Regions from separate parts of the Homo sapiens genome. Here region 1 is linked to region 2. A link is a loop called in an ENCODE intact Hi-C map of the cell type or tissue named here. Cell type or tissue: Caco-2. All regions are shown on one strand. Each heading gives the region's core, and the rest is flanking DNA. Links, peaks and the distances in the headings are about the cores only.

Evidence for each region. A loop is a pair of places that touch in the nucleus more often than their neighbours do. Peaks named below come from ENCODE experiments on the same cell type or tissue, not always from the same donor. Only the 100,000 strongest peaks of a DNase experiment are listed, where the experiment ranks them.
Region 1: a loop joins it to region 2, with 8 times the contacts of the local background. A loop is called at or near these places in 1 of 110 quality-filtered maps.

The regions. Positions count from the first base shown.
Region 1 is chr6:145,264,521-145,269,578 of GRCh38, reverse strand. No RefSeq gene overlaps it. Among named protein-coding and RNA genes, the nearest start is that of TRQ-TTG4-1, 84 kb to the right of the region's middle. In Caco-2, for the core only: no CTCF peak of the experiment used is centred there; a DNase peak (open chromatin) is centred at 2,358.
Region 2 is chr6:145,187,325-145,192,382 of GRCh38, reverse strand. No RefSeq gene overlaps it. Among named protein-coding and RNA genes, the nearest start is that of TRQ-TTG4-1, 7.1 kb to the right of the region's middle. In Caco-2, for the core only: no CTCF peak of the experiment used is centred there; no DNase peak of the experiment used is centred there.

The DNA.
Region 1 (5,058 bases), core at 414-4,413, 77 kb before region 2:
TCTTGTTACACAGATTCATCTGCATCCCACACAGGGAAGGAGCTAGCAGGAAGAGGCCCCTTATCTCTTCTGCCTCTTTGTTGTGAGTAGGCATGCACTTTGAGAATACATTTCAAGTGGGCAGCTCAGCCACCATAAACTTAGAGGCTTTCATCCATTTCCTCTGTTCCAAAGGAAATATTAAATTGACATGTAAAATACAATCCTGAGCAAGGCAAGCAGGAAGATAAAGGGAGGGTGAAAAGAGAATTGTTGAGCATCAATTCTCTTTCAATTTTGCCATTACCTTCAAATATATTATCTCGTTAATCTAAAAATCATCTTGTAGACCAGGTATTAATATTCCAGGTGCGGTGGCTCATGCCTGTAATCCCAGAACTTTGGGAGGCTGAGGTGGGCGGATCACGAGTTCAGGAGATCGAGACCACCAGGCTAACATGGTGAAACCCCGTCTCTACTAAAACATACAAAAAGTTAGTTGGGTGTGGTGACACTGCCTGTTGTCCCAGCTACTCGGGAGGCTGAGGCAGGAGAATCGCTTGAACCTGGGAGACGGAGGTTGCAATGAGCTGAGACTGCACTACTGCACTCCAGCCTGGGCGACAGAGGGAGACTCTGTCTCGAAAAAAAAAAAAAAAAAATTCCCAATTTTTATATATGAGTAAAACTTAAGCTGACTGGTTATTTCCCTAAATTTAACTCAATGCCATGTGAATGATAGGATTTATTCACAAATATCCATTGTTTCTGACCAAACACAATATCTTCCAAAAACGAGATAAAACAAAGGAGCACGGGAGTTTATAAAAGAAGGAGAAATTAACAGAGTCATTTTGCTGGCAATGTAGGCAACTCTTCAAGTGATTTCATAGGATCTGGCAATGCACAGATGATGTCCGTGGACAAAATTCCTCCATTTTGATATAATCTCTTTATCTTAAAAATGATTCCTGTTTTTATGAATAAAAATCATAGAAAAGAGTACACTTTAAACAAGTTTTCATCAGTTATACTTTCAGTGAAGGAATCCCCCATCCTCTGAAGAAGACAAGCTACTTTTAATTTCCTCTAAAGCTGTGAAAACCTGAAACATTTGGAACTTTTCTGCCAGAACTGTCTTTGGGGCCGATTTATCAACCACACAAGGGTATCTGTTTCATTACATGTATTCACATATTTTTAAACCCATTTGTTTATCTACTTCTTGTATTGGGCTCTAAATAACTTTTAATGATTTCCAAAAGTAGAATTCAGTATGAAAGGATAAAGATTGGCTACTTTGGAAAGAAAATTTTAAAAATTTATGTTAGATTCTGAAGACAATGCCAAACACATTTTGTGTAAAAGCAAAAAAGGGTGAAATAAGTCAACGACTTCCAAGAAGTTTATTTTGAAGGGGCCCAAACTTCTCTGAATGCAAAAGTGAGGATATGTTTGTGATCATTTTCATTACATTAAGAATAGCATTTACTATTTATAGCATACAATTAAAGAAAGATAAAAATCTTCTTCTTTCCCAGATTTAGGAAGCTGGACATGAACCTGTGTTTCTACAGAAGTACTTAGAACACTGCTTTCCTGTGGTATGATCCTTTGCCGGTGTGAAACTGATATGAAATGAAGGAATAGGTGTACTTAGAGGAATCTTGAAGGAGAAGAGGGGAGCATTACATAATCTGTAAAAATCCAAGAATGAAACAATCAAATGGTGCTGGAATCCTCACCTACTGAGATCTTATCAAACACACAGACAACCCGATTCATTAGTTGCAGTAGATGTTGGCAACACAAAAACCCTAGAGCTAGAATGTTCACCCAGATAGCATGGGACTGCAGCCTAAGAAAGAACGAATGATGGAAGAAAAGAGATGGCCCAAATACGGCACATGTCTGAAAAAATATTGAGGTTGTTAAGGTCAAAACACAGAAGTGAGAGATTGGTGCCTCTGTACCAGGATTGATTCTTTAAATAAAGAAAGAAAGAAAGGAAAAAGAAAAGAAAACAGTACTTATTGTTTGACAAGAGAACTTTGTGGAAACTGACAGGCAAACTAAATATTTACCCTTTGGGCTGTTAAAAATGAACATTTAGAACCTTATATGCTCAGAACTACAGAAGCAAGTCCATAGTGGGAGACAAGGCTCAATAGTTCTCTCATGTTTCTGCTGAAATGCACTGACAATATTTTGTTCTGGACTGTCTTTTCAAGCATGTTTACAGAGCAAACAGATTTTTGGAAGATAGAGTGTCTCTCTCTGGAGCAAAGGGCAGATTTTTTTTCCCCTGCTGTCCAGGATAACAAAGATAATGTCTCTCTGGGGCAAAGTGTGAGCATGTTTGCTAACAGCCTTTGTAAATGCATGGGTTTCCTCAGCCCTGGTTCATCAGGGCCACAGACCTGCTGTGTGTGCAGCAGTCTGGGCTGCTCTGTGCTGCCCGGCTTGGGACTAGAGGGAAGGGGAATCGATGGGAACATGAAGCCTAAAAGGCCTGTTGTGCTGTGAATAACAAAGTCTTTTGTCTCTGATCCAAGAGTTTCATTTCTTCAGCTGGCATCCACGAAGCTGTGGTAGGCTACACTTTTAGCTTGCACACAGGGTAAAATTTCAGACCTTTCACGGTTCTTGACACAATCTTGACAACTTCCAAAAAAAGAATCACGTAGAATCTCTTGATAAACTCTTCAAAGCAACAACTTTTTATCTGCTAGATGATAATTAAAACAGACATATTGTCAATGAGAAAAACAGATACAAGCACAAGGGGGTAAAAACACTATCACACGCAGAACAAAAACCATATTTTAGATGACTTAGAAATGAAGATAAATAGACAGATTTGTGGATAGATGACAGAGTGACAGAGAGAGAGTAAAGTGCATATTTGGAAGTGTGAGTGTATATGTGTATGTGTGTGTATTCATGTGTATGTGTGGAGACTGAGCTATGCACTATTATGCAAGTTCAGAATGTATGCACGTAAGAATAAAAACCTATTTGTAGTTCAGAGTTTCTATTTTAAAGAGTATTTCTCAGGCAAGATATCAAGCCCTCCCCCTTCGATGAGATGAGTTGAAGGTGAAGTAAGTTGTTTTTCTCTTTATTTTTCTCTTTGGTTTCTATCTTTGGTGGACCTTCAGGAGAAATGATGCTGTATGAAAATTAGGTTTAAAATTGGCTCATTCATTTCAATTTTATTGCTTGTTCCCTAAAAGAAAAATGGAAGAGCAATAAATGATCTCTCGCCTCAGCATTATCAATTTGAATTCACTGTGTTTTATATCTCCCATTCAGACATGGCTGTGTCCTGACCTTCCTTTTAATTTAGTTCCAATACATTGTTAGCATTTTATCTCATGGTTGGTCTCAAACACTTCTGGAGCATTTCACAGCTTTCTGAGGTTACATTTCATGAATACCTCAACCACTTAGTTTAGTTTTTTCACTCCACACCTAAACATAATAAAAAGTGTTGGCTTCATAGACTTCGGGTAGTGTTAGCATAGTTCCCTTGGACTTTGTGCTTCTTCAGAAAGTTTTGCACATTAGCACTTACCTGGACAAGGAAAATATCTTGAGGCAAAATGTAGGGTATATCTAATTTCTAGAAGCCATCTTAGTACATGCACTAAGTGAGAAAATCCTTAATCTCTCTTAAATCATTGACCATACAAATGAGGCTCACTGCCTTTGAAGGTGCTGCATGTTTCAGTCAGAGCTCCAGAGATGAGCTTCCCAAGGCACCCGACTCAAAACCTCCAACATCTTTCATCATACTCTCGTGGGTTTCTAATGCAACTTCTCCCACTTGCTTTTATTTATTTCTTCTGTTAACACTAAGTCTAGCAATGGTAAGGGCATTGGAAATCCATTTATCCTCCAAGTAGTGTCAGGGTTCATCAAGAGTGAGGTCCTGACACCACATCCTCTTTCATTCTTCATGCTGCAAGAACACCAAACTATTTACATTTGTTATACCACCCTCACCTTACTGTAATATACATACCTACATAATACAGTTTTAATTTTTTAATTAAAAAAAAGTACCATGCTTACATTTCAGATGGACAGTTAATCTCATTTCTAGCATGAAACTTCTTCAAAAAAAGATTGTTCTTTTTCACTTTATTACTCTTTATTTCATGTTGGGTCCAGTTACATTTTCCAGAATATGTGTTTTTATAAGTGATTGAAAAGAACTATTTTGCTTTGTTTCATAAGAAATAAAGTTAAAATAAAAATTTTGCACAACAGAAGTCTTCATATAGAAGAATTGATCACCCTTACTGGTTTTGAATTTCTCCTAAGAGTCTGTTTTCTGTTCTTTACAGATGCTCAGCTTTGGAAGCAAAATAAAATGACAGACTGTCTTCCAGAGTTCATTAAGATGCAGCCAAGTATCTCCAACATCATATCTCCACTTAGGGAGTATCCAGTCCTCTTCACTCTTTCTTTTCTTTAATCCCTTTTTTCTTCCTACATTGGATTATCTGCTTCTTTTCCCAAGTCCTTTGGGTTGCAATGACACCTACAGCTTCCTAGTTTTCCCAAATGATAAACCCTTTTCTTGATCCAGTTGTCAGCTTTGTCACCTTCCTGAATGTTCCTTTGATGACATGTCCCTAAGGTACATGGACTTCCAGGAATCTATCACTGCAGTTTTGTCACAGAACTATTTTAAACATACATTAAGAGCATGTTTTTAATTCTTTTTAATTCTTCACCACATAATGTTTTCTTTAGGCATTCAATAAATATATCAAGTGTTCACTGTGCACTAGATAAATTGTTATGCACCAGGAACGTGGAAATTCATTAGACGTGGTTTCTGCTTTCTTTGAGCTTACAACCTCTCAGATACATAAACAGATGTTTTCTTTTGTTGCACATAATCGATTACTAATACTCAAGCTTTGAAATGTCAAATGCGTTAATCTATTCGAAGCTCTTTTCGACTTATCTATACTGTACATTTGACTGCATAATTTACATAAATGAAATAAAACTCTTAACTTTAACTTTTTAAAAAGTCTAGATACACCAGCATTTTAACAGATT
Region 2 (5,058 bases), core at 352-4,351:
GTGAGACTCTGGCTCAAAAAAAAAAAAAAAAAAAAAAGTTGCATCTTCTGAGTTATCAGTTTTAGGTATAATATGAGCTTGATATTTTTATTTTACCTGGGTTTACTAGTCAGATACATTTATCTCTACTAGATATTTAATATTATAAAGAAAATGTGCAAGTGACATGCAGTGTACATTACTAATATATTTCAAGCACAAACAAAAAAAAAAACAGTGTAGTTAACTTTTTAGGACTCTTGCTTTCATGATGGCTGCCTAACATGTGCATACAGTGAAAATACCTATAGGGAAATAACTTGCTGATGGCTAGCTTTGTTTGATGTTATGTCTATTTGAAAAGAGTTTTTGAAATCTCTTTGTTAACTTATTCCCTTGGAGTTTTACTCAGTTAAATTAAATAATGAATATTAAATTGAATATCTAAATCACTTTTCAAATCGGATACTGAAACATTAATTGTGGAACATAAGTTTTTCTACACTTGGCTTCTTATTACAGAAGAAAAAAAGATATCTGGGTCTGTAAGTAAACATGAACTGTGCCACACTGAAAGAGAACAGGCAAAACTGAATAGATATAAGAAAGTTGGGCTGGTGGTGGCTCATGCCTGTAATCCCAGCACTTTGGGAGGCCAAGACGGGTGGATCATGAGGTCAAGAGGTCGAGACCATCCTGGCCAACATGGTGAAACCCCGTCTCTACTAAAAATACAAAAATTACCTGAGTGTGGTGGTGCGTGCCTGTAGTCCCAGCTACTCGGGAGGCTGAGGCAGGACAATCGCTTGAACCTGGGAGGCGGAAGTTGCAGTGAGCTGAGATCACACCACTGTGCTCCAGCCTGGTGACAGAGCGAGACTGTCTCAAAATAAATAAATAAATAAAAATAAAAAAGAAAGTTGTAGGTTTGTGGAAAAATAATTAAATAATCTTAGGAAAGGAATTTTATCTGTGGTCAAGGTGGCTAAGATTTGAATGGATTTGTTTATAAGTTATTTAAAAAAATCACCTTAATATCAAAAGTCCACTGAACTACAACCAGAATTTGATCTTCTCTTTTAAACTGATTGTGAAAGTTTTTTCTTTGCCTTTAAGTAACTCGCTTGGGAGGAAAATTCTGTGTTTTATTAAAATAATTTCCTGTGCTTCATGTTGTTAGGTCTTCAAATACTTAAGAAAACTGAGTCCTCTTTATTCAAACAGCAAAGGGATATTTTTCCTTAAACTATGTAACTTTCTGCAATTGCCTTTGAAGTCTTTTAATTATCACTCTGGTTAAATGAATGACTATTGTTTCAAAGTGACGTGTGATTGTCTTTTAATCAAATGTTTTAAACCTTTGATATTTTTTATAAACTTTACAAAATTAAGTTCTAAATTAAGTATTTTTGAGCTTGAACTAACTTTGAGAATTTCTAGGGATTTCTGGAATATATAAAAATTATTTTTTCTCGCTCTTTTTAAAAGGAAAGGTATCACACTAATTAGACTTATTTGATATGTTAAATTTGCATGGGAAGCATTGTCAAATAAAAAATGTTGTTTAACCTTCTTTGAATTATATTTACATGGATATGTTATGAATGTCACAGAAATTACATAAAATTTCTAAAAATTTGGTGTGTCCTGACACTTTATCAGGCATAATTTTGGTATTGTGTTAAAATATTGTATGCCATAGAAATATCCAAATTTCCTTGTCAATTTCATCATTATTATAATGAACTCTGTCATCAGATCTTTAACCATGTCAATTGTAAGCATTGTTGTCCATAGATGGTTACTTGTTTTACTCTGAAAGCTTTTGCAAGCATCTGTAGTCCTAAAATGTTTCATCTTCAAGAAGATTCAGGAAAAAGACTGACAAATACAGGTTTCCAACTTTAAGGTCACACCATTGAACTAGGTAAATAATTTCCAGGACTCTAATGAAGAAACTGATTGGTTCATAAAACTGCTAACCCAACATCAAGCAGAACAAGAATTAATTACACGGGACTGAACAAATAGATTATTAATTTTATGGCCTTTTTGTTTGAAACATTGCTGGCTCTTTAATGCTTTACTTTTTCAGATTTAAGGAAACAGTTTGCTTTTCCCTTAAGCTATCTATAACTTACAGCAATTTGATAAAGTATACCTCTGTGAAAAAAGATGAAACAATTACTTTTTCTTTTTACCTGATCCCTCTAGAATTCAAAAGCTATCTGTGAGTATTCTTACTTTATGGCAATATCATTATTTGCATAAGTTCAATAGGAATCTGCTTGCCTTGTAACAGGAGACAACTGGAAACTCTGGTTATACAGTATTATCAGGGCTTTGAATGGAACATTACAGTTGAGAATGTACATAGACTCAGATATGATCAGACAGTTTTAAAAAACTAAGGTTGACTCTGTGGAGCCAATAAAGGCCCTTGTAAATAATTGGCCTGACATCTGGCTTTAAAGGTTCCCAACCCTCATGAAAGAAGGCCCAAGAACCTCAAAAATATTTCGAGGTTCTTAAAAACAGAAGAATTTCCCTAAATTTATAGGTATTACAGGCAAATTCTGATGGCAAGTCTTTGGCTTACTAGCAGGGAGAACACTTTTAAAAGTCTAATCAGAGATTCCTTTTTAAAAGCAGACTTAAAAGGGCCTATATGGTTGATCACTGTTCTTGCTACACTTATGTAAATAATCAGGCCAAGTTTAATGAGACTAGACCTGTTTTGCAAACAAATTGGTCTTTCTCTGATCATCTGTGGCAGAAAGGTAGGCATCTGTGGAGATGCATATTCATATAATCTTTTAAAAATATTGCATCTTGTATAGCTAAAGCAAAGACTATCTTTTAGTCAAATAATCTAAATAGAAAAATTATAGTACTTGATGGACAGGCATCAATAAATATCCATTTAAAGAATAAATGAATGAGAAAGTTTTGATTTTTTTAAAGATTAATAATTTTCCAAATTGCAAATTTAAGAACCACAAAATATATTTTGACTAAAAGTACTAAAACATTAATATTTTAATTTATGGTCTGACCAGAAAACAACTTTTTTCAAATGTATTCTTCATTGAAATAAAATCATTTTTAAAACTTTTTTATTATGAAACATATACCCATATTGCTGTTCCTGAGTTGTGTCTTTTACAACAAACTATGGAATGTAAATAAAGTGTTTTCCCAAGTTCTGTGAGCTGTTCTAGCAAATTATCAAACTCAAGGAGAGGGTGGTAGAAGCCTCTGATTTATAGCCAGTCAGTCAAAAGTACATGAGACCCAGATTTGCAGTTAGCATCAAAAATGGTGTTAGTCTTGTGGGACTGAAGCATTTAACTTGTGTGACCTGATGCTAACTCTAGGTAAATAGTGTCAGAATTGGATTAAATTGTGAGACACGCAGCTGATATCCAGAGAGATATAAAACTGCTTCATGTGGAAAAAAAAAGCACATTTGCTATCGGAAGTGTTGTATGTGTAGAGAAATAGTGTTTTTTTCAGCTATATCCCTAGGAATAGTTGGGTCATAGGTTATGTGTGTACTCACATATTAGGTAATGCCTATTTTCCTAAAATTTATTTATTTATTTATTGAGATGGAGTTTCGCTCTTGTTGCCCAGGCTGGAGTGCAATGGCAAAATCTCAGCTCACTGCAACCTCCGCCTCCCAGGTTCAAGTGATTCTCTTGCCTCAGCCTCCCAAGCAGCTGGGATTACAGGCATGTACCACCATGCCCAGCTAATTTTTTGTGTTTAGTAGATATGGGGTTTCACCATGTTGGTCAGGCTAGTCTAGAACTCCTGACCTCAGGTGATCCACCCGCCTCAGCCTCCCAAAGTGCTGGGATTACAGACATGAGCCACTGCCCATGGCCCCTATTTTCCTAAAATTTATACCACCTAAAGTGGGTGAGAATTCTAATTAATCAATTTCTTCTCCATAAATCTGACATTATTAAATTTTCATTTTTGCCTAATCTGATGGTAATGAAATATTATCATATTATAATTTTAGTTTAATTTCTCTTAATAAGCTTGAGCATCATGTTATGTTAATCAGCTATAAATATTTCTTCTTAAATAAAATACCTGCTTGTTTTAGTTTCCTATTGGTGCTCTAATTATCACAAATATAATAGCTTAAAACATACATTTGTTATAATTCTTGAGGCTAAAAGTTTGAAATGATTCTTATGGAACTTTGTGATATTATAATATATAATAAAGAAATGTGATATACAATATAATAAGAAAAATATATTTGATCTCTACACACCCCTCCTTTTTTTTTACACATAGCCCCTAAAACCCTGGAAATCTCTAAAGTGATTTGTGTCTTTTTGTATGCTGATTAGATCCCGGGGCACTAGCTGGGTGATCCTGGATAGCCTCCTGATGAGGACTTGTCAGGGGAACCAACCTAGTGAAGAAAGGTTTGCAATTTTCAGCCTCACTTTTCAACCTCTGGGGAAAGAAGAGGAGCTGGAGGCTGAATTAATCACCAATAGCCACTGATGTAGTCAATCATGTTTACATAATAAAACCTCTGTACAAAACCATAAAGGACAGGGTTCAGGGAGTTTCCAGGTTGCTGAACTCCTGAAGGTGCTGGGAAGGTGGAGCACCCTGAGGCATCATGGAAGCCCCAGGCTCCTTCCTCCCTATCTTGCTCTTGCATCTTTCATCTAGCTGTTTATTTGTATGCTTCTATAATACAAGGGTAAATGTAAGTAAAGTATTTCCCAGACTTCTCTGAGCAAGTCTGGCAAATAATTGAACCTGAGACGGGGTCATGGTACCTCTGATTTATAGTCAGTCAATCAGAAGCACAGGTTAAAACAACCTAGCATATTGGTTGGCATTTGAAGTTGGGAAGGAGGCAATCTTCAGGGACTCAGCCCTTAACCTGTAGGGTCTGCACTAACTTCAGTTAGTGACAGGATTGAATTAAATTACAGAACACCCAGTTGGTGCTGAAGAATTGCTTGGTATGGAAAACCCCACAGATTTTGATGACCAGTATTCTGTGTTGAGAGTATAGTTGGAGAAAAAAGTTTGCCTTTC